Regions from separate parts of the Homo sapiens genome. Here regions 2 and 3 are each linked to region 1. A link is a loop called in an ENCODE intact Hi-C map of the cell type or tissue named here. Cell type or tissue: mammary epithelial cell. All regions are shown on one strand.

What was found. A loop is a pair of places that touch in the nucleus more often than their neighbours do. Peaks named below come from ENCODE experiments on the same cell type or tissue, not always from the same donor. Only the 100,000 strongest peaks of a DNase experiment are listed, where the experiment ranks them.
Region 2: it touches region 1 in a loop (2.9-fold over the local background); 2 of 110 quality-filtered maps call a loop at or near these places.
Region 3: it touches region 1 in a loop (2.3-fold over the local background); 2 of 110 quality-filtered maps call a loop at or near these places.

The regions. Positions count from the first base shown.
Region 1 is chr11:120,230,490-120,238,489 of GRCh38, reverse strand. It overlaps a transcript of POU2F3 not described here. Among named protein-coding and RNA genes, the nearest start is that of POU2F3, 5.6 kb to the left of the region's middle. RefSeq lists a silencer at 3,146-3,368. In mammary epithelial cell, a CTCF peak has its summit at 3,276 (motif pointing left); DNase peaks (open chromatin) are centred at 1,559 and 3,249.
Region 2 is chr11:120,427,797-120,435,796 of GRCh38, reverse strand. ARHGEF12 (Rho guanine nucleotide exchange factor 12) reads right to left here. Exons shown (of 41, transcript NM_015313.3): 8 at 7,550-7,728; 9 at 6,280-6,357; 10 at 5,966-6,085; 11 at 3,886-4,026. Among named protein-coding and RNA genes, the nearest start is that of GRIK4, 80 kb to the left of the region's middle. RefSeq lists a cis regulatory region at 719 and an enhancer at 647-791. In mammary epithelial cell, a CTCF peak has its summit at 3,982; a DNase peak (open chromatin) is centred at 3,526; H3K27ac peaks cover 549 bases.
Region 3 is chr11:120,125,849-120,133,848 of GRCh38, reverse strand. TRIM29 (tripartite motif containing 29) reads left to right here. Exons shown (of 9, transcript NM_012101.4): 2 at 5,354-5,449; 3 at 6,280-6,513; 4 at 7,960-8,000. LOC105369529 (a long non-coding RNA gene) reads right to left here and starts at 5,355. Exons shown (of 3, transcript XR_948100.3): 1 at 5,159-5,355. In mammary epithelial cell, no CTCF peak of the experiment used is centred here; DNase peaks (open chromatin) are centred at 1,438 and 4,878; H3K4me3 peaks cover 1,878 bases; H3K27ac peaks cover 5,478 bases.

The DNA.
Region 1 (8,000 bases):
GTTGGTAACTGATCAATTGCTTCATTCTAGTGCCAGCACCCCAGCACCTAGAACAGGGCTGGGCACACAACAGGTATCAGAAAGTGTTCTGTGGGTGCTACAGTGGCCCCAGAGGAACAGGAAGCACTTAATTGCTTCTTCAGGTCCACATACACCACCCTCCCCAGTCACATGGACCTCCCTTCCCCACGCTCCCGAAAAGAAGGGAGGAGAGAAACTTCTTCTTGCTTCTTTTTCTTTTTCTTTTTTGAGATGGAGTTTCTACCTTGTTGCCCAGGCTGGAGTGCAATGGCATCATCTCGGCTCACGGCAATCTCCGCCTCCCAGGTTCAAGCGATTCTCCTGCCTCAGCCTCCCGAGTAGCTGGGATTACAGGCATGCGCCACCATGCCCGGCTAATTTTGTATTTTTAGTAGAGACGGGGTTTCTCCATGTTGGTCAGGCTGGTCTCAAACTCCTGACCTCAGGTGATCTGCCTGCCTCGGCCTCCCAAAGAGCTGGGATTACAGGTGTGAGCCACCGTCCCCTGCACTTTTTCTTGTTTCTTCTGGGTGAGGAAAGAGACCAGCAAGGGCTTATTGGAGGCCCAAGGGGGTCCCTCTCAGGACACTCTCAGCCTCTGTTCCTTCCTTCCCTCCTATTCAACACTCCCCCAACTCCCATCCCCTTCTGGCCTTTTCTTCTCCTCCCCAACTTCAGGTTTGGCCCCTTCCCTGAAGTCCATTTCTTACCTACAACTGCACTCACCTACCACCATTCTGGAAAAATGCCTGCACACAGCTTATATACCCCTGTGTGCTTGTGATTTCCATATCTCTATTTGCATATTATTTGCATGGCCATGTGCACCGAGGGTCTCATTCTCCGACCACCTTATCTGGGGCCCGTTGCCCTTTTTCATGTGCAAAGTCACATTTCTTCTCTGGGCTTTAGTTTTCCAAAAGTCAGAGAGGCCCATATTTGATAATTTCAAAGGGCCTTCTGTCTCCAGCAGCCTAGGATTCTGGGGTTCTGGGGGGAATGGGGATATGGAGTTCTTGTGGGGATTGGGGTGGAAGCTGAGGCACAGATAGGACCTTGGAGGTTCACAGCTGGAGGCACAGCTTTGGGTTCCAAACTTGGAGTGTGGAGGTAGGAGGATGAACGGGGCAGAAGGGGCTGGGTGGGGAGAGGATAGCAGATACTCCCTCACATTCATTCATTTACTCATTCACTCAATGAATATAGATTGAGTGCTTCCTACGTGCCAAGAACTGTGCTCCATGCTGAACATACACCATCTGATTTTAGTCAGTGCCACTTTAGATGGAAGGTACAATTATTAGCCCTGCGTTACAGATGAGAAAACTGAGGTTCAGAGAAGTAAACGCAGCTAGTAGACTACAGAGTTGGTATTTAGACCCAGGGCTGCCAACCCCAAAGCCAGGATTTTAGTCCTGCCCTCCAGTTTCTGAATCTGAGCTTCCCCTTCTCTTATCAGATAACGAGGTAGAAAGAACCTAGATATCATTGAACCCTTCATTTGAGGGACCTGAGGCCCACAAGGAGGGGGACTTACCCCAGAAAACAGAACAAACATATGGCTCAGCAGAGACGTTTCTACTCTTCCCTGCTTCTCCCTCATGTGCCCTGAGGCTTAGAAGGCTGGGGTGCCCTCTAAGTCCCACCTGTGTATAGGGTTGAGGGGGAATGGTGAGCAATCTTTATTCCTTCTCTCTCAGACTTGCTCACTGATCATTTCAGTTAGATGAGCTAGAATGGGAACGTAGAGAACTCCTTTACCCCTTCCTCCTTTAGCAGTTCTTGGAGACTCCATGAAACCGGTTTTTTGAGCTCTGGGCTGGAGTGAGATAGAGAGGAAAATGTCAACCCCCCTGAGCCTGATACTCCCTGTCCCTGTTTAGCTTAGGAGAGGAAAAGCTGTGGGGAAGAGAGAGAGATAGGGGTTTGCCTGGAGGTTAGAAAGGAACAGAAGAAAGAAAGGGAAAAAGAAGCCAGGACAGGAAATTTCTGTGCCTTTGGACATCAAAAGAACTATATGTAAATGAAATGCAAATTAAATGCAAATCATCCCTCCCTCCCTCCCTTACCCCACCTCTCTCAACAGCTGGAGGACTTTTTTCAGAGTAGCAGAAGCCTTACTCCAGGATGCTGTGGTTTTGAAACTGTCATCAATTCTGACCCCTCCCCAGGTCCTCCGGGGTCTCCTGGAGTGACATCTAACCCCCTTGGCTGCACCTCTAGGGAGTCACTAGTGCCCCAGGCTTCATTTCTATTTGAACATATCATCAACTTCTTTTGTTTCAAGGACAGAAAGCTCTAAGAGTCAAGCCTCCTTTCCAGACACAGTGGGTGGAAATGGTGCACAGCCCTGGAGAGGGTACTGCGTGGAGTGGGCCCAAGCCCCATCCCCACCTCAGCAGGGAAAAGGGACCTTCTTGGCTGTAGACCCTGGGCTCACTCCCATTTCCTGTCCTGTCAGCTGGATTGAGTTGTCAGGGCTAGGAGAAGGGCGGAGAGTGAGGCATCCTGGAAGGCCACCAAGGAACAAGTCCCTTCTAGCCCTTTCCTTCTGCCAGATGGGCCATGGGGCCCAGAGCGTGGGGGTACAGGAGAGGGTCAGCTCCTTGCCTCAGGGTGATCAAAGAGAATGGATCCAAACTCAGATTCCCAATAAAAGCAGATGGGAGCAAGGGAGAGGCTAGGAAGGACTTCCAGGCCTGTTTTAAATCATATGTCAAGGTACATCTGAGGGCATCATTGCCGGGAGGCTTTTGGTGGAGGTGGGGTTCGTGTCAGGGTGACACAGTGAAAGGTGTCTTGGGAACCAGGATAAGGTAACTGTGACTGGCGAGGGGATGGGTAGAGGACACCAGAGTCAGGATACAGAGCTATTCTCTGCTCTGATGTCTCTAATGCTGAATACCCCCTGCCCTTGCCCAAGAGACATCTCCCCATACCCAGCCTTCACCCATGTCGGGGGGCAGTACACACACATTCATTGTCCATTTTGCACTTAAAAGTTCAGAATCATTGATAATAGCAACATATATTTAATTTAAAGACAACATAACAGCAACTCTGCTTCCAATCAATTTTTTTGACTTTGAGGCCGGCATTGGACCTGAGCTGGATCTTTCTAACTGCACCTTCGACAGAGCCCAGCCTCAGCCTCTGCCTCAGCCAGCCCTTTCCTGGCTGCCTGGACCCACCTCACCCCAGGTAACCTTCCCAATCCACTTACACGCTCAGGGCAAGTCTAGGCCCTGCGCGCCCTCTCGTGGTCACAGGGGCGTGTGACCCTGACTTTTGCACCTCTACCTGCAAGACCCTGGAGAGATCTTTTCACAGGAGTGCCCATCCATGGCTGGGGGATGCACAGGGGAGGGCCCCAGGTCTAGGCAAGATGGGGATGTTGAATTTTAGTTTCAGACTACCATTGGGTCTTCCAGTCCCTGCTCCCCATCAAAGACCAGACCTCAGCCCAGAACCCTAGTTGGAGTCAGCCAGCTTGGTTGTTTCTGCTCAGTCAACGCAGTGACAGGTGCTCCTGGCCCGTTGGGCTATCCGTCCTGTTGCTGGACATCTCTGCCAGTCAAAATGTCCTACCTCCTGTACTTCCCTTTGCAGCTGCAAAGGGCACTGATCCCCGTGGGATCAGCGTATAGACAAGGACTGAGTGTGAAGGCGCGAAAGCAGGAGCCACGAGGGTGGTGATATTCACATGGGAAGGACCTGGAATCTGCCCTGACTTCGGTGAAAATAGTTCAGCCATTTCAGTAACAGATGACTTGTGACACATATCCTAGCTGATTGCTGCATAGCCTTGAGTAGCGATTCCAAGGTTGGAAAGTGCTGGGGAGGAGGATGCTGGCAAAAAGGTGGTCTGTGAAGGAGCCGGGAGAAATAGGGCAGAGGTGGAGAGGGACCTGGTTTTGAGGTGTTTTTTTATTTTGTTCTTAAGATGAGAAAGAATGCGAACTCTCCAGGGCCACTGGGAAGGAAGCAGGAAAGGGAGCAATGCTAGAGGAAGAGGGGATCATTTCCCCCAGAGAGGGAGGTCCGGGAGAGTGGGGAGAAAAGACATGTCTCCATGAGGTCAGGAGGGGAACTGGGAAGGTGGGTGCCAGCGTAGGCCAGGGAGTGGTGAAGAGGCTTCTCCTCTCGAGGCTTCTGCTTTCTGTGATGTAGGAGGGGAGGGAGCTGCCTCTCATCCTGCCTCTCCCTGCTTAGGAATCAGGACCTTGTCACAGGAGCCAGGGCTGGTGAGATAGTTGCCCCCCAGGGGCATGTGGACACCACCCTTGTGACTGTCTTTCCCTGGCTCCACTGAGAGCTCCTGAGGTCCAGCCCTTCTCCATGGAGGTCTGCACTGAATACCCACCAAGTGAGCCTACACTTTCCACCCGCTTTTACCCTCTTCCCTTCTACCACTAACCTTCTAGGTCCCCAGCTGGGGCCACTGTGGTTATCAGTCAGGGTTTCTGCAGGAAAACAGAACCAACTTAACTCGGAGTGCCTCTAACAAAGGTGTTATTGACAGAGATGCCAGCAGGCTTAAGGGAACCAGCACCCAGAGAGGGGCTGCACAGAGAAGCGAGGGCAGAAGAGGCAACAGGAGGAGACAGTGGTATGGGAGCCCCGGAAGATCTGGAGCCTTGGAGGAATGAAGCCAGTGCCACATGTGTGGTGCTGAGGCAGCCAGCAGGGAACTGACACCCCACTGCTGTCCTGTGCTCCCACCTGCAGTGCTTCTCATCGGCTGAAGCCAGAGGGTGAGGAATCCCAGGTGAGGGCAGAGGAGGGTGGAGGGGAACAACCATCCCAGCTGTCACCTGGCTACAGCCAATAGCTGATACTGAGAATAAGCCCTGGAATGCTGTCATGTTTCTCACTGGTCAAACAGCGAACAGTTTATGACAATACCAAGCGATGGCAGGCATGATGATTCATTTTATGTGCCAATTTGGCCAGGCTCTCATACCCAGCTGTTTTGTCAAACATTAGCCTAGACGTTGCTGTGAAGGTATTTTATAGACGTGACTACCTTTATAATCAGTTGACTTTAAGTAAAAGATCACCCCTGTATTGCGGGTGGTCCTCATCCAATCAGTTGAAGGCCTAAAGAGCGAAAATGGAGGTTTCCTGAAGAAGACATTCTGCCTTAAGACTATAACACAAGAGTCCCGCCTGAGCTTCCAGCCTGCTGCCCTGCCCTACAAATTTCAGACTCCCGGCTGGCCACAACATTAAGTTTTGCCTCAGCTGCCAGACTGCTAGTTTGTTAGGATTTTGGGCTTGCCAGACCCCAAAATCCAGCAAGCTAATTCCTTAAAATAAATCTTTCTCTATGTGTGTATCTTACTGGTTCTGTTTCTCTGGAGAGCCCTGACTGATACCACAGGAATATGAGAGAACGGGAACTTTCAGACACTGCTAGTTGTGTGTAAACTGGAACGGCCCCAGCTGTAGGGTGATCTGACAGCATCTACAATGTTCACGCCTGTGACACAGACATTCCAGTTGCCTGTTTTTTCTTTTCTTTTTTGGAGATTGAGTCTCACTCCATCACCCAGGCTGAAGTGCAGTGGTGCGATCTTGGCTCACTGCAGCTTCCGCCTCCCGGATTCAAGCGATTCTCCTGCCTCAGCCTCTCAAGTAGCTGGGATTACAGGCGCCCATCACCACGCCGGCTAATTTTTGTATTTTTAGTAGAGAGGGGGTTTCGCCATGTTGGTCAGGCTGGTCTTGAACTTCTGACCTCAGGTGATCTGCCCGCCTCGGCTTCCCAAAGTGCTGGGATTAGAGTCAGTTGCCTGTTTTTTCTATTCCTGCCTACAACCTGGCTTGTAAGAGCAAGTCACAGTAAACAATTCGATTTTCCATCAGTAGCCAAATGGCCAATAGACCATTTGGGAGAATATTAGGCGATTAGACATGGAATGCCCGTGTTGGGGAAGACCTTGGAGATAACCCAGTGAGACCCTCTCTCTTATGGGATGTGTGTGACCCACACAAGGTCACACAGAGCTGGGCCCCAGCGGGTGCCCATGCTCCTCAGATACAATGCTGGCCTCGAGCCTTTGGTTCTTGAGAGTGGCACTTGCCCTCCTTTTTGCCGGAGTCCTTGTCCCCTCATCCACCAGAGCCAGGTCCAATAAAGACCCTGGGGTAGAGGTCCTCCAGCTGTGGCCCACAGTTCCCCCACTGAAGGCCTCCCTTGGCTAACAAGCCTGAAGGGAGAGATGCCTGAAGAAAACCCACAGGAAGTCCATAGTGAGGTCCAGCCCAGCCCGGGTGAGGTTGCCCAGGGAACCAGGCACAACTCATCCTCCCGGCTTGCAGCAGCACCAGTCAGGGCTGGGTTTCTGGCCTCCCCGAGGGTGCTTTGCTTACCCTGGCAAACGGAAATCAGGCAGTTCTTCCTGCCAATTCTGGTCCCAGGAATCTTTGGACACTGTCCCCACCACCCCCTGCCCACATGTTCAATGATTGCTACTACAGAGACTGGCCCAGCAGGTGCTCTACACTCCACACTCCTCCCCGTCCCACCGAAGCCTAGGTCCCCTCCTGTGGGTGAGCTGTGCTCTCGGAAGTTCTGGCTGGCCAACCTCATAAAGCACTTTGGGTTGGGAGGGGGTGTGGAGTAAGAAGGACAGGGGTTGGATCTCAGTTCTGTTCTAACAAGATGCCTGGACTTGAACTTGGGCTGGTCACACAATTTTATAAGGGAGCCACATCTATAAAATGTTACAGAGTCACTACAAGGAGCCAATGGCCAATTTATATGAAGGCACATTGTAAACCCTAAAGTCCGCAGAGAAATAAGTACTGATATTACCACTCCCAAGTGTTTTACACGGCCACAAAAGCCTCCTGCGATAGGGAAGTCTTATCTCAGTGTTTGCCAAACAGCTGACCACCTACATCTATTTCAACAAGCTCCTAAGTGATTCTGATGCACACTAAAATTTGCTTTTCAGCAAAGAAGTGACTGTCACGGCAGGATTTCAGGTGCTGTGACAGTGGGGCTAAGGCGGTTGGGCGAGTGCTTTGGAATGGTGGACTCGAGCCCTTGGATGTGGCCCTGTGGGAGGTGCCTACTTTGCAGAGTGTTAAGGTCAGCCCAAAGTCTCAGGGATTCTTCTCATCACCATCCCCTGAGACTAAGGAGCCCAAGGCAGCTGGTGTCTGTAGTGATGGTGTCCAGAGCCCCCTCACTGCAGGGGCCAGACAAGCTAGGAGGTGCTAGTCAAGGAAGGTCAGAAAAACACTCCAAGTCTTGAAAACATTGCTTTTTAAAAAAGCATTATTTTTGGTGACTTGGAAATCAGAAGGGAAAACATACTGATTTGGGGACTCCCCTTCCATCAAAAAAGGCACACAGGAGGTAGCAGGTGCCTTCTCCAAGTATCCCTTGCCCACCTGGAGCAATGGCTGGGGCTTGGGATGGAGGCCCTGGCAGAAAGGGAAGGAGAAAAAGGACTGGGGGGTGACTGATGGGACAGCTCCCTCCCCATCCCCCAGCAAGGCTGAGCTGGTCCTTGAAAACAGGTTCAGAAGGGAGGTGTGCCCACCTGAAAAGGTTATCTCCCCGCTGACCCTCAGCTCAACCAAGGCCAAGCAAGCCCAGCTCCCTCAACCCTCTGGCCTGCATGAGTTCAAGGGGCAGTTGCAGCCTGTTCTGGGAGTTCTGGGAGCAGAGTAAAGGGGACCACCCTGCAAACCCCTTCCCTCGCCAAGGCCTTCAAGGAAGGATCTGACTGTCCCCATCTCTTCCTTGAGAAAGTTGGGTCACCTGGGGAACCCATGAGACTCTTCCAACCCCTAAAACACTCCTGCCTCCACCTTGCCAAATCGTTACCATCTTCCAGCCTCAACCCACACCCCAACTCTTCCAGAAAGCCTTTCCCAATACATGCAGCCTGCACATCCCTCGCTCTGGAACCATCCAGAACCCTGCCCGGCACTTCCTATTACAGCCTCTTCATGTTGAAAGA
Region 2 (8,000 bases), 200 kb before region 1:
CACCTGTAATCCCAGCACTTTGGGAGGCTGAGGCGGGTGGATCACGAGGTCAGGAGATCGAGACCATCCTGGCTAACACGGTGAAACCCTGTCTCTATTAAAAATACAAAAAAAATTAGCCGGGCATGGTAGCAGACACCTGTAGTCCCAGCTACTCGGAAGGCTGAGGCAGGAGAATGGCACGAACCCGGGAGGCGGAGGTTGCAGTGAGCTGAGATTGCGTCACTGCACTCCAGCCTGGGCAACAGAGCGAGACTCCATCTCAAAAAAAAAAAAAAAAAAAAGCTTGACAGGGGACGTTATAATGAAGGAAATCATGTTGATATCACCTAAACACCTTAAGCTTACAACCACAGTAAGACAGCCATTCACATCCTCATGTGATATAATGAGATGTACATAGTATCATCTATGAATTATTCCAAATAACAACTATCAAACCTAATGTGATCAAGACTTGTAGATTTAACTAGGAGTTTTAAGAAAATTTAGATAAAGGAACATGTCATACGACACCATGAAAATATAATTAGAAAATGGATTGTTTTACTGAACATCTGACTCAATTTCTTTAACAACAACCACAACAACAAATGGCCAAGGAAAAAAAAGAAGGAAACTATTATAAATTATAAAGACTTAAAATGACTTATTAACCAATGGCAATATGAAAGCCTTGACTGGATCCTGAATCAAATAAACTGTAAAAAGATCATTATAAAACAAGGTAATAAAATTGTGTATTGAGAAAATATTAATTCTTAGGATTTAATAAGAATATTATAGCTATATTTTAAAAACTTCTTATCTCTTAGAGAGAGACATATTAATAAACGAATGCCTTGGATTTACTTTAATCTGGTGTTTGGAGGATGTGAGGAATAGGGGGTACAAACAAAACTGCTGAGACTAGGTTCTCAGGGACATGAGGAGGATTATGTTAGTCTTTACTTTTGAATATGTTTAACAATTTTCCAAAATAAATAATTTTTCAAAAATATCACTCACAAACTGAAAATCAAAATGATAGATGCTCTGAATTTCAGATGATGATTTGTTACCAAGTTGCTTCTCTTGTGAGAACTGGGTATCAGGGCATTCTTTAAAGCCTTCTCCAAGGTAAGCAAAAGCAGGGAACTTTCACAAACACCACCAGGAAATTATTTTATAAAAATGAGAAGACAATGAAAAAAGTTAAAAGCACTGATTCAAAAGATAAAATGTAAAACCGCGACTCAAAGTACTGTTAAAACAACAACAAAAGCAGACCGGGTCCTCCATACTTAAAATTGAAACAAACATGGAAATCCATAAGCTAAAAGCAACACATCTTTAGCCTCAGACACTTGTAGAAATTAAACCTGTGTGTTCTGTGTTCAGAAGATAGCCTAGCTTGGACTTTATCATTTCTCACTCGGATTTCCACAATATTCATTTATTTATTTGGCCTCAGTTTCCTCATCTATGAAATGGTGATACTGCTTTTTTAAGATTATTATGAGTGTTAAAAAAGAGTATCTGTAAAGCATTGGGTACAACCTCTGGCACAAAGTAGGTACTGAATAAATGCTAACTATTATCCATTCAGCACACATTTGTTAAAGTTCCTATTAAGCCAAGCAGTCTTCTTTTCTTACAGATCTCCCTCTTTACACCAAATCATTTTCCACAGATATGTTTCTGATGGTGTCTCTCTTCTGCATGCAAGATAAAGCCCACTTTATTCATTGATTTCATGTATTCAAATACTAAGTATCAATTACATGTCAAACAGTCTTAATTGATTGGAATGCCTATTTCTATACTAAACAATTCACTCTTTTTTTTTTACCCACCCCTGAGATGGAGTCTTGCTCTGTCACCCATGCTGGAGTGCAATGGCGCGATCTTGGCTCACTGCAACCTCCGCCTCCCTGGTTCAAGCAGTTCTCCTGCCTCAGACTCTGCAGTAGCTGAGATTACAGGCGTGTGCCACCACACCCAGTTAATTTTTTTTTGTATTTTTAGTAGAGACGGGGTTTCACTATGTTGGCCAGGCTGGTTTTGAACTCCTGACCTTGTGACTGGCCTGCCTTGGCCTCCCAAAGTGCTGGGATTACAGGCGTGATCCACGGCGCCCAGCCAACAATTCACTCTTTTATAAGGTTATATTTCTAAGTCACATGTTTTATTGTAACATTCCTCTAAATACAAGATAAAATTCAAATTTCTCATTCGTATCATTTGCTCTGAATGCCTACAATTTGCTACACTTTGGAAACATAAAGTCAGACAAGACAGTCCCTCTGCTCTCAAGGAACTTCCCATCTCATGGTAGGGACAAGCCATGAAAACAGCGAGGAGACGCATTACTAAAACAAAAAGAAGAGTACGAAAAGCATTCCCAAAAGCGGTATGTACTGCTAGAACAAGTTGAAGCCCTTTATAACCTGGATTCATGATTTGGCTTCTAAGATAATCTCTAGCCATTCCATCTATAACCCTAATATGCCAGGTTGCCCTAAAATTCTCACTGCTCTCTCAAAATGTTACGCATTTTCAAACCTCAGTGCTTTTGTTTATATTTCGATTACTGGTATTTTGGAGCTAGGTGGAAGTAGATCACCTATTGCCTGAATAAGTTTGGAAAGTTAGTTAACTCCCTTTGGCCTCAATTTTTTCTTTTGTAAAGTTACAGTAACAACAGTACTACTTCATAAGGCTGTTTTGAGAATTAACTAAGGAACATAAAACCTTATCACCGTGTATGGGACATATACCCAACAAATATTAGTGACTACCATTTTTTCCTTGAGCCCAAATTGAAATTTTCCATTAAAACCTTTAGCTAACCCAATCACAAGACTCCTATCACTACCTTAAAAAACAAAACAAAACAAAACAAAAAACCCACAAATCCTCAGTTTGTTTTTTGCATGAGGAACTGGGTCATTGGGCCTAAGCCTCAAGAGATAGCCTGAATGATGGCTTAGACCACGGCTTCCTTTTTAAAAAACAACAAAACAAAACAATCCCCCAACAACAACCTTCAATAAGAGAGAAACTTCACATTGTTAAATAGTAGATGTGTGTATATGTAACAAAAGTCCCAAGAAGTGACACCTCTTCTATATGCAAAGCACTGTATTTCCTATTCTTTTTTTAAAAAAGAAATACAACCCACAAAATTGATTTCATGACCCACAATTACAAAACATTCGTTCAGACTTCTTCCCTCATCACTTTTAAAGAGGGTGATCTACATTTAAGTCATTATTCCTACCACTGCATACAATTTACAAAGTATTGCTGGGTAAGTAATACTGAACTTAGCTTTTAGGTATTCATATGTCTATGGTGTTACATCATATTCAGCTTAAAATGTTTTATTATCATCTTAACAGATAGTCATGTTCATCTGGCAGTTTCTGGGTTAATCAAGAAAGTGCTGTCACTAAACCTGGGCTATTAACTGAAGCCTATCTAACAGGACTGAGGTTTTTCCTCTTGGTAATGGCAAAGTGCCCCATGATTCAAGACTGAGTCACTCTGACCACAAATGGAATATTAACATGCTCTTAAAGATATCAACAGTTGGTCTCTCGGTTCAGTAAAAATGCACTGGCATTAGTAACTTCTCTACCCACGAACAAGATGCCTGCTGGGAAATTCCATCCCTGTAAAAGAAACAGTTGGCAATGGGTGTTCAAGGGAAAAAGTGAACTCTGGAATTAAAAGCTTATATATAACAGTAACCAGATTTCTGTTTATCAAATTGGTACATTAAAAATGGGGATGGTAAAAAGTGCTAAGACACCTCTAATTCACATCACTTAAAATCAAATCTAGAAAGGGGCTGTAAAGAAGAATACAGAAGAAAAAAGATTTAGAAAACTGAAAGCTTACATCTGCATTGTCACTACTGGGCCGAGAAGCATCTCCACTGCTACAGTCAGTCCTGCCCAGTACATCTCCAGGATCTGTTTCTGCCTCACTGACTGTTAGGGTGTCCCCTAAAGGTCTGGAGGGTGTAACTACAGCTCCATCCTAAAACAGATGAAAGAAAAACACGCGCACACAAACACATAAAAGAAAACTTTCATTACTTGCTGCATAAAGAAATAGTGGTACTACAATCTACATGGAGACTACTAAAAGTTGGACATTCTGATATGCTCAAGTATGTTTAAAATTCTACGAGTAAAATCCATAAATAACTACTAATTCCGGTATTCTAAAATGTCATGACCTTAAAGACAGGGCAAGTGATATTTTGGTAAAAAGAATGTAAGTTCAAACTTCTAAATATAGCAAAAAGATAAAATGGTTTGTTAATTTATGTAATTTATATTTATATAATTTATATTGTCTGCCCATTAATAAAGGTTATTACCCTATAGTTTCTTGTTAACTACCTTCCAATGCTTCAGAGTGTCAATCAATGGCCAATTCTAGGACATAATACTATAACATAAATTATTATAAGCATTTAGATCAGGTTATAAGCATTTATTTATTTATTTAATTTGAGATGGAGTCTTGCTCTGTCACCCAGGCTGGAGTGTAGTGGCAGGATCTCGGCTCACTGTAACCTCCGCCTCCATGGTTCAAGCCATTCTCCTGCCTCAGCCTCCCGAGTAGCTGGGATTACAGGCATGCACCACCAAGCTTGTCTAATTTTTTTATTTTTAGTAGAGTCGGAGTTTCACCATGTTGGCCAGGATGGTCTCAAACTCCCGACCTCAGATGATCTGCCCGCCTCGGCCTCCCAAAGTGCTGGGATTACAGGTGTGAGCCACTGCGCCTGGCCAGGTTATAAGCATTTAGATTGCTGTCCAAACAGGGTAAGAATATTATATTTGCCTAGTAATAACATAAAACTGTCAACATTACTGAGGTGTAACACTCAAAATGTGACATCGCTACTGGGACTGAAGGTAATGAAAAAAACAATGGAATGAAAAGTACACTAAACCAGGATGTCAGGGGACCTTACATACTGTATGGCCTTGTATAGGTGATTTAACCAGTTTAGACCCTAGGTTTCTCAATTATAACATAATTTTTTTAAATCAGAAAGTAAGCAGATTAGGCTAGATGATCTCAAAGAATTCTTTTGCGAATATGCAGCCTTCCCTTCAGATTTAACTCGGGAACAGTGACAAAAAAACAGCTTTTACCTATTTTAAATGTATAGGCAATTTATCTACTTTGCTTTAAGATGAAGTACAAGGTGCTTTACATATCCCAAATCTGAATATTACAGAATGTAAGTCTGGTTAACATATAAATGCTGAGCTTTTTTTTTCTTATGAGACCATTATCTCTATAGCTTATAACTATACAGCAAATTCTACTGAAATCTATTTTTAAATTACAATAAAAATATAGTCATTAAGAGTATGAATGTGCTTTTAAATCCTCAGACTGGGTTTGAATTCCAGTTCTATTACTTTGCAGCTATATGACCTCAGACAAGTCATTTAATCTCTCTAACTCTCTCTAAGTATATATGTAAACTGGAGGAAAACAACCATAAGTAACCTCAGAGATGTTATGCAGATTAAATAAGAAAATGCTTGTCCATATATTTAGCTCAATGCCTGTTGTTGTAAATTCTTAAATTCCTATTTAAAAACATATCAACTGCCATTCTGTTTTAAGATGGCAGAATGAACCACAAAAAATATAAATATATATATATATCTAAATACATTTTAGTAGTTTGTCACATCAAAGCAAAAGCACTCAATTCTTTTTTAAATTATTATGGAACAAAGAAATGTGATCTCATGAGCAAGCAAACAATCAGACGCCCACATTTATTTTTGTTAATCATTACTTCTGTAACATCCTTAACAGGACATCCTGTTGTCCTACGCTAGAAAAATAACTTTAAAAAAGGCAACTGCAACATTCTCTGACACATTCCCAGAAGAAAATTCTCCTGCAAAAAGTTGGGTAGCACTTGTAATAGTGATGCTACCTGAGCAGAGCCTGTGGCTTTGGATAACTGCTCTTGCAGCTGAGGAATGTGTTTCTTGGCCTCTTGGATCTCTTTTAGCAATCTTTGGGCAGGTGTTCGGTTGTAATCTTCCTGCAATAACTGAAAAGTTATAAAAATATTTTCAGAATTAATTACTTATGTAAAAAAGATACAGAAATAGTCCATTCTTAATCAATAATATAACTAATGGCATTGGTTACAATGCTGCTTGATTGTGACTGATAAACACCAACTCAACCATGCCCACTCACATTTTTATTGGCCTGTAAACAGCCCTACTTCTCATTTAATACCTGTAGCCGTTCCTGTTCTTTCTGTAACATTTTTCTCAGAATTTCTACTTTCTGGTTATGAACCACATTGTTTTCCTCCTAGAAAAGAAAAAGATAAAAAACAAACAACAACCAGTATAGACAAAATGAAGCTAAAATAAATAGAGAAAATGTGGCATACAAAGTTCTGCCTCGGCTCCAATTATCAATACCTATTAGGTTTTTACTTCCGGGTTATGTGGACAGGCTTTCAGACATGACACTTACAAGAAACTACAAGGAAATGTCTGCCCTTCTATTTCATTTTTACTAAACTGGATTCAAGAGAACACTAAATATTGATATTGGAGAAATGAAGTTGTCTTAGTATAAGAATAGTATCTTTTACTTTCCCTCATTTGGATCTTTACTATCGATCCCCATGCATAGCTCAAACTCCCAGTACCTCTTACCTGAAATATGAAGACAGCTCCCTAATTCATCACCCATCATCCCTCCTTGTTTCACAACCCTATAATATTTTACCAAATTAGTCTTCCTATAATCCTAGGATAATCATGTACTCTTTTGCTTAAAAAGAAACAACATTGAATGGATTCTTACTGCTTATCTAGTTACATGTAAATTAGCTTGGGAGATGTGACTTTTCAAAATATATAGTCAACCTACTATTTTCAAGTTCATCTCCCACTATGCACATCCTTAACAGGCACCAACCAACCAAAAATCCTAGCTACTTCTCCACAATATTTGATGCTTTTTTGGCTCCTTCTATTTATTGTTCTTCTTCTATGTGCTTTCTCCCTCCTTTGAATCCTCATAGAACTTAGCATTTTTTTTGCCCTCATAATGTCTACATTCTGCCTTGTATTATAGTTACTTGTATACTCTTGACTTAATCTCAATCAACAAAGCTTTGTTAAGCACCTTCTACATGCTAAGCAATATTTCAGGTACTGGAAACGTAACAGTAAACAAAATAAACAAAAATCCCCGCCCTCCTAAAAGTACACATTCTAAGATGACTATAATCTTGAACATAGAGTACCTTAACTATATTTCTGTGGGTGGCACACTGTTTTACATATGGCAGGTGTCTAATACTTGTTAAATTAAATCTGCTATGACAATATTCTAATCATTCCTATTATGTAATTTTTATATTAGTAAATCATTTTCTAAAATCTTAAATTTAATTAGTTCATCAGCCGAATACTTGAAAACTCTCCATATAAAGTAAACACATCCTTATAAGACTGAGCATTTAACTAAGAAATTTCCCCATTCTTACCCCCATGAGCACAGGACTAGTGATTCTCTCCATATTCCCAGATGCTCCAGGTGAATGAGGAGATGTCATGATGGGAGACATATGTCCAATGACTGACGGCTCTACTTCAGAGTCGGCAAGTGGAATCTGGGGCGACCCAGGTGGGCGTCCCTGAACAGTGAGAGCTACATAGGAACCAGCTTGGGGTGGGGAGACGGAAAAAGGGAAGGGAAGGGAAAATAACATTGTCAAGAAACTTTTTATACCATTTTACTACTTAATCTTCGATAGTTCTAAAAGATCCAGTTATGTAAGACAGTCCCATCATCTGCTACATCATGTCTCCACAGAAAAAAAAACTAATTTGTCATTTCTCTTTTATGACTGCCCTAAAAATCCAAAAGAATGATGCCGTTTTCAGATAGCAAGTTACTACTAGTAAGATCAGATATTACTTAAAAGCAAATAAAAT
Region 3 (8,000 bases), 100 kb after region 1:
ACACCTCCTCCACTCTCTCAACCCCACCATTTGGTTCAGTTCAGTTCTCTCACCACATCTGTGGCTTTGTTTCTCGTCTCATTCCCAATTCTAACACAAAAGCTGAGCCACTGGCTGCTGGGCATGGGCAGCCGCTGGTCCTTGCTTTTCTGAGCAGCGCTGGTCTGCCCAGGAAAGCTCTTTGGGATTCGGGAAGGGGAGCCAGGCTAAAGGCCAGGGTGCCCTGGAGGGGCTGGGCCCACTTTCCCTGGAGACCTTGGTGACTTTGGGGGAGAATGCTTGCCCTGGGACAGGGTGGGTGAGAAAGGAGGTAGGGGGGCCTCTCTGGGTGCTAAGGGGGAAATAACAAAATAAAAGAAGCTTGGAGACAGGAAGCAGGGGAGCAAAGTGACAGGCAGGCAGGAGGCAACCCAGTGTCTGTGGCACACACCTGAGTGCCAGTGCCGGGCCCAGCATGTCCTACTTGTAGATGAAGAAACAAGGTCAAAGTCGTCAAGAGACTTACACAAGTTACAGCACTCAAGAGTGGCAGAGCTGGGATTCCTCTCCGCTATTTTAAGCCTTTTTGTTCCTGTAGGATTGGAAGGGTCTTCTTGAGATCACCGAGTCCAGTGGCTCCCAAACAGCAATCCCCAGACCAGAATCAGCTGGTGAATTGTTGAAACACAGATTCCCAGGCCTTAGCCCAGGAGGTATTTTAAAGGTCTCCCTAGAGAATTCTAATGTGTAGCTGGGTTGGGAATCAGAGATCTAGTCCAATTTCACCACAAGGAAACCAAGGCCCAGGAAGGGGAGGTTCCCACTGTGCCTGCGTCCCCATCTGCAAGGTGAAGGAGGAGACTGAGGGGGGTGCTAACTCTCTGTGGGCCTGGCATTCTGTCTTCTTCCCCACTCTTGGCTGGAGATGGCCAGGGTGATACCTTCCTTGCCCCATCTCACCCCTCCCCTGACCTGAGGCTGTGAGGAGGCAAAAGGAACAGTAAATCTCAGTCAAACAGACTAACTGATCCTGGGCTGTTTTACGTCCGAGTGGAAATGGGGAAATCTATCCAGCATTTCAGATTCTTATCCAGATAATTACCATTTGTCTGAGAGTACAAATTTGGCAATTAACTGGCTCATTTGGCAAATGTCACAGCCGATGGCCCATGTAGTGAATTCAGGCCAGGGGAAGATCATGGCCAGTCCTCTCCTCCCTGGAGCCAGTGCAGGTACACCTATCCGGGTGGGTGCTCAGGTGTGTCTCCACCTGAAGACCACGTCCAGGTTGAGGCACTGCTAGCTGCTGCACCACCCATCTGCTCTCGGGAAAACCTCTGCTCACCCAAGGCTGAAGGATTTCAAGGTTAGGTGGCCCATGCAGGGCCCGTTCCTGGCATCAGAGAGCAAGAGGCAAACAGACAGGTGTGGGAGAAGGGAACAAAGGAGTCATTTAGGGACAGGCCTGGGCAGGGAGGAATGAAGCGGAGAGTAGGAAGTCAGGAGGGAGGTGTGGGCAGGGCGGGACTGTGGGGATCAGAGGCCCTGTCAGCCATCAGGGCCTTCAACCACTTTCTGAGGGAAGAGGGAGAGAGGGAGAGAGAAAGCTGGGGCCTCAGAGGACAATGGGGAGGGTGCTGGGAGGGAAGCGGGGGCAAAAGGAAAGAGATGGAACTGCCAAAGTGCCATCTGCAAGGTGAAGGGAGCATGGGAGGGCTTAGGCCAGCAGGAGTGAAGGGGAAGGACGATGCCACAGAAGACACACAGGACAGCCTAGTGCCACCACCTCTAGGTGCGCCTCTTGAAGCACAGAATAGGATCTGAGTCCTGTTGTTGAAGCTTGGCCTTACCGCTTTCCAACTGTGAGAACTCAGGCAAGCTGTGTAATCTTTATAGGCCTCGGTTTTCACACCTGTGAAGTCGGAGGGATAATGCCACTTACCTCCACAGGAGGCTTTTGCTGGTTAAAGGAGAAAAGTCCTGGCACATACTAGATGCTCAGTAATCAACACTGCCTTCCTTCCCTCTCCTAGTGTTGAAGGAGAGCCCAGCGACTTTTAAACCTTCCCATGTTATATTACTTCCTATACAGGAAAAATTGCCAAGAGCTGAACAGACACAAGGTGCATCCCTAGCTGTCACCCCAAATGCTCCTCCCCCGACAGGGTAGGACTCATCCCAGAGGTGAGAAAGGACCATTCTAGCAGCACAGAGTTCCCAGTCCATGGGAACTCCAAGAGCCTGCTGTGTCCTGCCGGTCTGGTCTTGCAAGACATGCTGTGGGAACAAGGCCCCTTCCCAGCCTGTGTCCTACTTCTTCAGTGCCCCAAAGAAATAGGAGGCCAAGTCTCTCCTCCACCCTGACCGACTCTTCTGCCCACAGCTGCAGACAGTCTCCCCTTCTGGCCCTGCCCTCACAGGTTTCCACATCATCCGCCAACACCTCTGGCTCTACTCTCCACCCCTCGGTGCTCAACTAGCCCTATTGCCCTCTTCCCTTGTTCTCTTACACAGGATGGACTCCTGAGGGACTGGCCTCTCCCTGCCCTTGGCCTAGACACTTCTTTGTTCTAATCCCCATTGAATTCTGCATCCCTGAACTCACTATCTCCTTCGTCTGTCTTGGCCAATGAATCCACGCTCACCTGGGGAGACCTTTCCTCCTCTGCAGCCCCAACCATGCAGCCCTCACCTGGTCTCCCTGTGCACTTCTGCTCACTCCAGGCACTCAACTCCTGGCCTTCACCTTCTCTGGTCAGACCTTCTGCCACTTGCAGGTGGTTAGTCCACCCTCATCCCCTTTTGTCCTCCTTCATTTCCACCAGTGTCCTCCAATCTTCAATTATCCATGAGCTACGCTTCCCTCTTGCATTCAGCCCAGTGTCTTGACCTCACCAGCCTCTCTATGCACTCCCTACTGTTCACTCTGTGTCCGGACAGTGTACACACTTCATCTGGATCCCAATCTGACAGCGTACACTATCCTCACCACTGAACACCACCAACCCCTCACCTGACCACATCTGCTGTGCTCCTCACTTGCCAATGCCGGGCCCACCTGCCCACCATGCTGCACACACTGCTCCGAGCATGGTGTGAGTGAAAGCACCCAGCCTGGCCCCTGGTCCATGGAAGTTGCCCACACAATAGTGATGATGGGAACCATTGCTCAGACAGTGCTCACGCTGTGCCAAATGCTTTCTGGGGGCTTCACTCCCAATCCCAGGGCATCCCACAGCTTCCCTGGAAGGCAGGTCCTCTTCCTGCTCCCATGGACCAGACAGGGCTACTGAGGCACAGAGAAGCCAGGCAACTTTCAGAGGCACCTGCTGTCCTGTGCTCCTGGGGAGCCCCCTCTGAGCCCACCATTGCTCATTTCATGGAAGGGCTGCCCATCTCCTATTTGAGACAGGACTTTTACCAGCGCTGGGCCCTGGCCTATGGTGGGAGGGATTGTGTTTTGTTCTCTGCTTTCCTTTCCATCAGACCTTGTCCTCGGGGTGGTAAGGTGGGGTGAGGAACCCAGGTGCCAACTCCTCCATCACTGAGCTGGGTCAGGAGGTTGGGGGTCTCCAGCTGTTCCCTGACCTTGGACTTCACTCAGGAGTTCTCCAGGGATGAGAAAGGTGCTTCGGACAGACCCCCAGTCCACTCTCTTGGACTCTTCCTCACAGCTCAGATCTGCTTGCCAAATCCAGCCTCCTAAGAGGCCTTTGGGGCTGTGGGATCTGCCAGCCTGTGTTTCCTGGGCTCTTGGGCTCTGCATCGTCAGAGAGTGTGAGGGTCGAGTTTCTGCCATTACAGTGGGCCTGCTTTCTCTGTTTTCCACTCTCTCACCACCTTATTTAGTGGCTGCTGGCTTCTCTCCAGACTTTTTTCCAGAGATGGGGCCAAATCTCCATCCTCATCTCCTTAGGTCCTCTTTTCCATCTCTGGTGATGGTATTTTCCATGCTATGGCATTTCCGGCCGTTTGCTGGTGGGGCAAATGCTACTGAGAACAACTCTGAATCTCCCTGCCTGGAGAGTCCAGGAATGTGGTGGTGGGGGCGGGGAGGCCAGGGATTCAAGGACTCTCTGGGAAGCTCTGTGGCTCTTGCCCCATGCCTTCCCCACCCTCCGGGCACCTTTTCCAGGAAAGCCAGGGAAGCTCTATCTGCCATCGGATCCACTTCCCCGGGTGCCTGCAGGAGGTCCCCTGTTAGCACTTCCTTGGCCCGGTGGGGCGTTCAGAAGGTGTGCCGCATGGTGTTGCATGTGCCCAGGTGCTCATGACTCCTGGCTGATGGGACTCCCATTCCTAGAGGTTTGTGGCATCCTCACCTTGACTATTCTTTTGGGCTCCGCAAGGTGATGGCCAGAGAAAGGGGTGGGACTCTGCATTCAAAACCCAGTGGTAGTGGGGAGATCTGGAGCAATCCAAGGCTCTCTTGGATGCTTTGTTCTGTCAGGTGGAGATCATCCACCTATTGTCCATGCTAGAAGGGGCTTTGAGTGTCCTACAGGACAGCCCAGCAGAACAGAGGCTTGGCTGGATGGGATTGGCCTTAGCTTCATGCCTCTCCTTTTGTCTCTATTGTGGCTGCTTTTCAGAGAAGGGCATTTCCCCACATGAAAGGTGAGTATGGGAGTGAAAGCTAATGTCCCAGTGTGCTACTGATACAACCTCTTCCTAAACCACCCCAGACCCCAACAGTCTGTGTCCTCTTCCTGAGCAGGGGTCCCTACAACCTCTTCTTCCACTCTACACTGCCTTCCTCTCCAGCCTTCTCCTTCCCCAGAGCCCCTGGGTAAAAGTCTCCGTCTTGCCAAAACTGCAGAATGCCTTCCCTTTCCCATAAACAGGTTTTATAGCTGTGCCTGCCCAGACGGAGTCCACGCCGGCGGCAACCCTGGCTGCTGCTTGCAACACAGCCCTACGTCATGCCATAGAAACGCTGCACACTGTTACTGCCACGAGACACTCCCTGGGCTGGGCTGGGCTGAGCTGGGCTGGATCCCCTTCCTTTCTCTTCCCATTGTCCCCAGGTCCACTGAAAAGGGCAAGCACCCTGTAAATGAGTTTCCCTCCTGCTCTTGCTGGGTGGAGGAGATAGGCAGAGGTTTAGCCCTTAAAAAGACATGGCTAGGATATCCAGCCCTAGTGGCCTGAGAATACAGCAAGATGGTATTTAACTTACTGCTAGATCCTTGGCGACTGGCATGGTGCCTGGCATATCCGAGGTCCTGATGAATGTTTGCTGAATGAAGAGCTGAATAGATGAGTGATGAGCCCTGGCTGCGAGTGTGCCCCCTGAGTGGAGCCGCTCCCTGGTTCTCTGGTTCTCTTCCATCTCCTCCCCCTGACTTCTCCAATCCTGGCTCTTTCTCTGCAGACGGAGCTGTCATTGCAAAAGGAGCAGCTGCAGCTCAAGATCATTGAGATTGAGGATGAAGCTGAGAAGTGGCAGAAGGAGAAGGACCGCATCAAGGTGAGCAGCCCCCAAGCTCACCTTGCTGCTCCCTTACCCGACCTGGCCTGCCTGGAAAGACGCAGGCCTTGGCTCCCATTTGAGTCCCAGGCCCACGTAGACATCCCAATATGTTTCTTCTGGCTTCTCCCACCTCCTCTGACATTCTCACCAACTCCCCTTCTCAGTCTGAGCCAGGCACTCAGGTGGGATCCTGTCTGTGACCTAATGCCCATTTCATATTATCCCAGCAAGTAAAGACCCCAGACTTTCCTCCAGTGTGTCTTCCAATGTCCTCCAATGTCTGTTCTGCCCACAAGACTCCCCAGCCACCAAATACACACCATTTCTTCTCTACTTATGCCATTTTGGCTAAATGTATGTCTGCCATGGTTTGGGTAATTGCAAACCACAATCTGAAATCACTGCCTGCTTGACCCTGACTACATACACAGCCAGCATACACATTCATTTTCTGAATACACATTTCTACATATACATTCATTTTCTGAATAATGTTTGGTTCTGGTTAGGGTTTCAGGGAGCATATTGTGACCCATGGGAGAACTTTGGGGCCCACAGGGAATGATGGCTCATATCAACCCACCAAGAGGAAGGAGCCACAGGTAGATAAGAAGCGTGGACTGTGAACAAACCTGGCTATCTCTGTCAGTAGGTGGCATCCCTCAGTGATGCCTTTGAATGAGATTCTTGGCCAAATAGGCTTGCCAGGTTGGGGCAGTGGGAATGCCCTGATCCTGTGCTGGAAACCTAAAGACATACCCGACTAGGGTGATTTCTTTCCCTAACTAAAGCCCTGCCTAATCTCTTCCCTGACTCTGGACCTCCAGAGCTTCACCACCAATGAGAAGGCCATCCTGGAGCAGAACTTCCGGGACCTGGTGCGGGACCTGGAGAAGCAAAAGGAGGAAGTGAGGGCTGCGCTGGAGCAGCGGGAGCAGGATGCTGTGGACCAAGTGAAGGTGATCATGGATGCTCTGGATGAGAGAGCCAAGGTGCTGCATGAGGACAAGCAGACCCGGGAGCAGCTGCATAGCATCAGCGACTCTGTGTTGTTTCTGCAGGTAACAAGCCACTCCTCTGTCACTCAAGCCCTCGATTTCACAATCCACTTTTTGAGACCCCCCTCCAACATCCATCCATCCACCTATCCACTTATCCACCTATTCGTCTATCTGTTCATCCACCATCCAGCCATCCAACCATCCATCCATTCATCCATCTATCCAAGCGCCATTCTCTCTGTTTAATTTTTTAAATCCAATCCATTTCTTTACCTACTCTCAAGATGGCAAACAAATATCACCTTTTACCAACTTCAATTGATATGTGCTAGCAGTGCTCTGGGCTCAGTAGGAAAGAGTTGTGAGATCAGTGAATCGGGTAGAGGGGGAGTGGTGTAGGAGTGCTGCATATTTGTTATCTTGGATCTAGTCCGTTTGTCTATTCATCCATTCATCCTTCCATCTGCTAGAGTGTTTTAGATACTACTGCATGCCCAGTACTCTATTAGGTGCTGTGGCGAATAGAGAAGTACAAGACATGGTTTCTGCCTCCAAGCAACTGCAATCCAGCTGGGAAGATAAGACATGTACAATTAAAGAACAATATAGAAAAGTGTGTAATTAAATGATAAAGCATATGGCTCAGGAGATAAGTGCCTGTAGAAGCTCAGAGAAGGGCAGGTGGGCTGGAGGAAGCTAAGACAGCTTTGTGGAGGAGGTGGAGTTTGAACTGGGTCTTGGAGGCCGGTTAGGATTTGAGAGGGAGGACAGAGTCTTCGGTGAGGAGTAAGGGAAATGAGAAGTGCAAAGGCAGCACTGAGCATGGCGTGTAAAAGTTGAAATACCACTGTGGGCTGGGCATGGTGGCTCACGCCTGTAATCCCAGCACTTTGGGAGGCCAAGGTAGGTGGATCACCTGAGATCAGGAGTTCAAGACCAGCCTGGCCAACATGATGAAACCCCATCTCTACTAAAAATACAAAAAAAAATTAGCTAGGCATGGTGTCACACACCTGTAATCCCAGCTACTTGAGAGGCTGAGGCAGGAGAATTGCTTGAACCCAAAAGACGGAGGTTGCAGTGAGCTGAGATTCAGCCTGGGTAACAGAGTGAGACTCGCCTCAAAAAAAAAAAAAAGAAAGAAAGAAATACCACCATGGCTGACCCCAAATTCTATAGTAATTCCTTGCATTTCTTTAGTGTGTTCACTCCCAGTCTTTGCAGTTTGTGTCCCTCTCATAAACCCTATGAGGTAAACAGATGCACCCACTTTAGAGGTGGGAGTCGTGGAGTCACACATCTGAACGCTAGTGCCATCAGGGATGTTAGCATCCAGTGGCTTTTAGTTGAACCTTTTCATGTTACAGAAGAAACAAACATCCAGTGAGGAAGAGTGGGGCTTGCAGCGCTGAGACCCCCAGCTGCACTGTGAGAGCCCCTGGCAGAGAAGCGTCCTCATAGCTCATGAAGACCCAGGCAGTTAATGGTTCTTTCCTTTCTTGGTAGGAATTTGGTGCATTGATGAGCAATTACTCTCTCCCCCCACC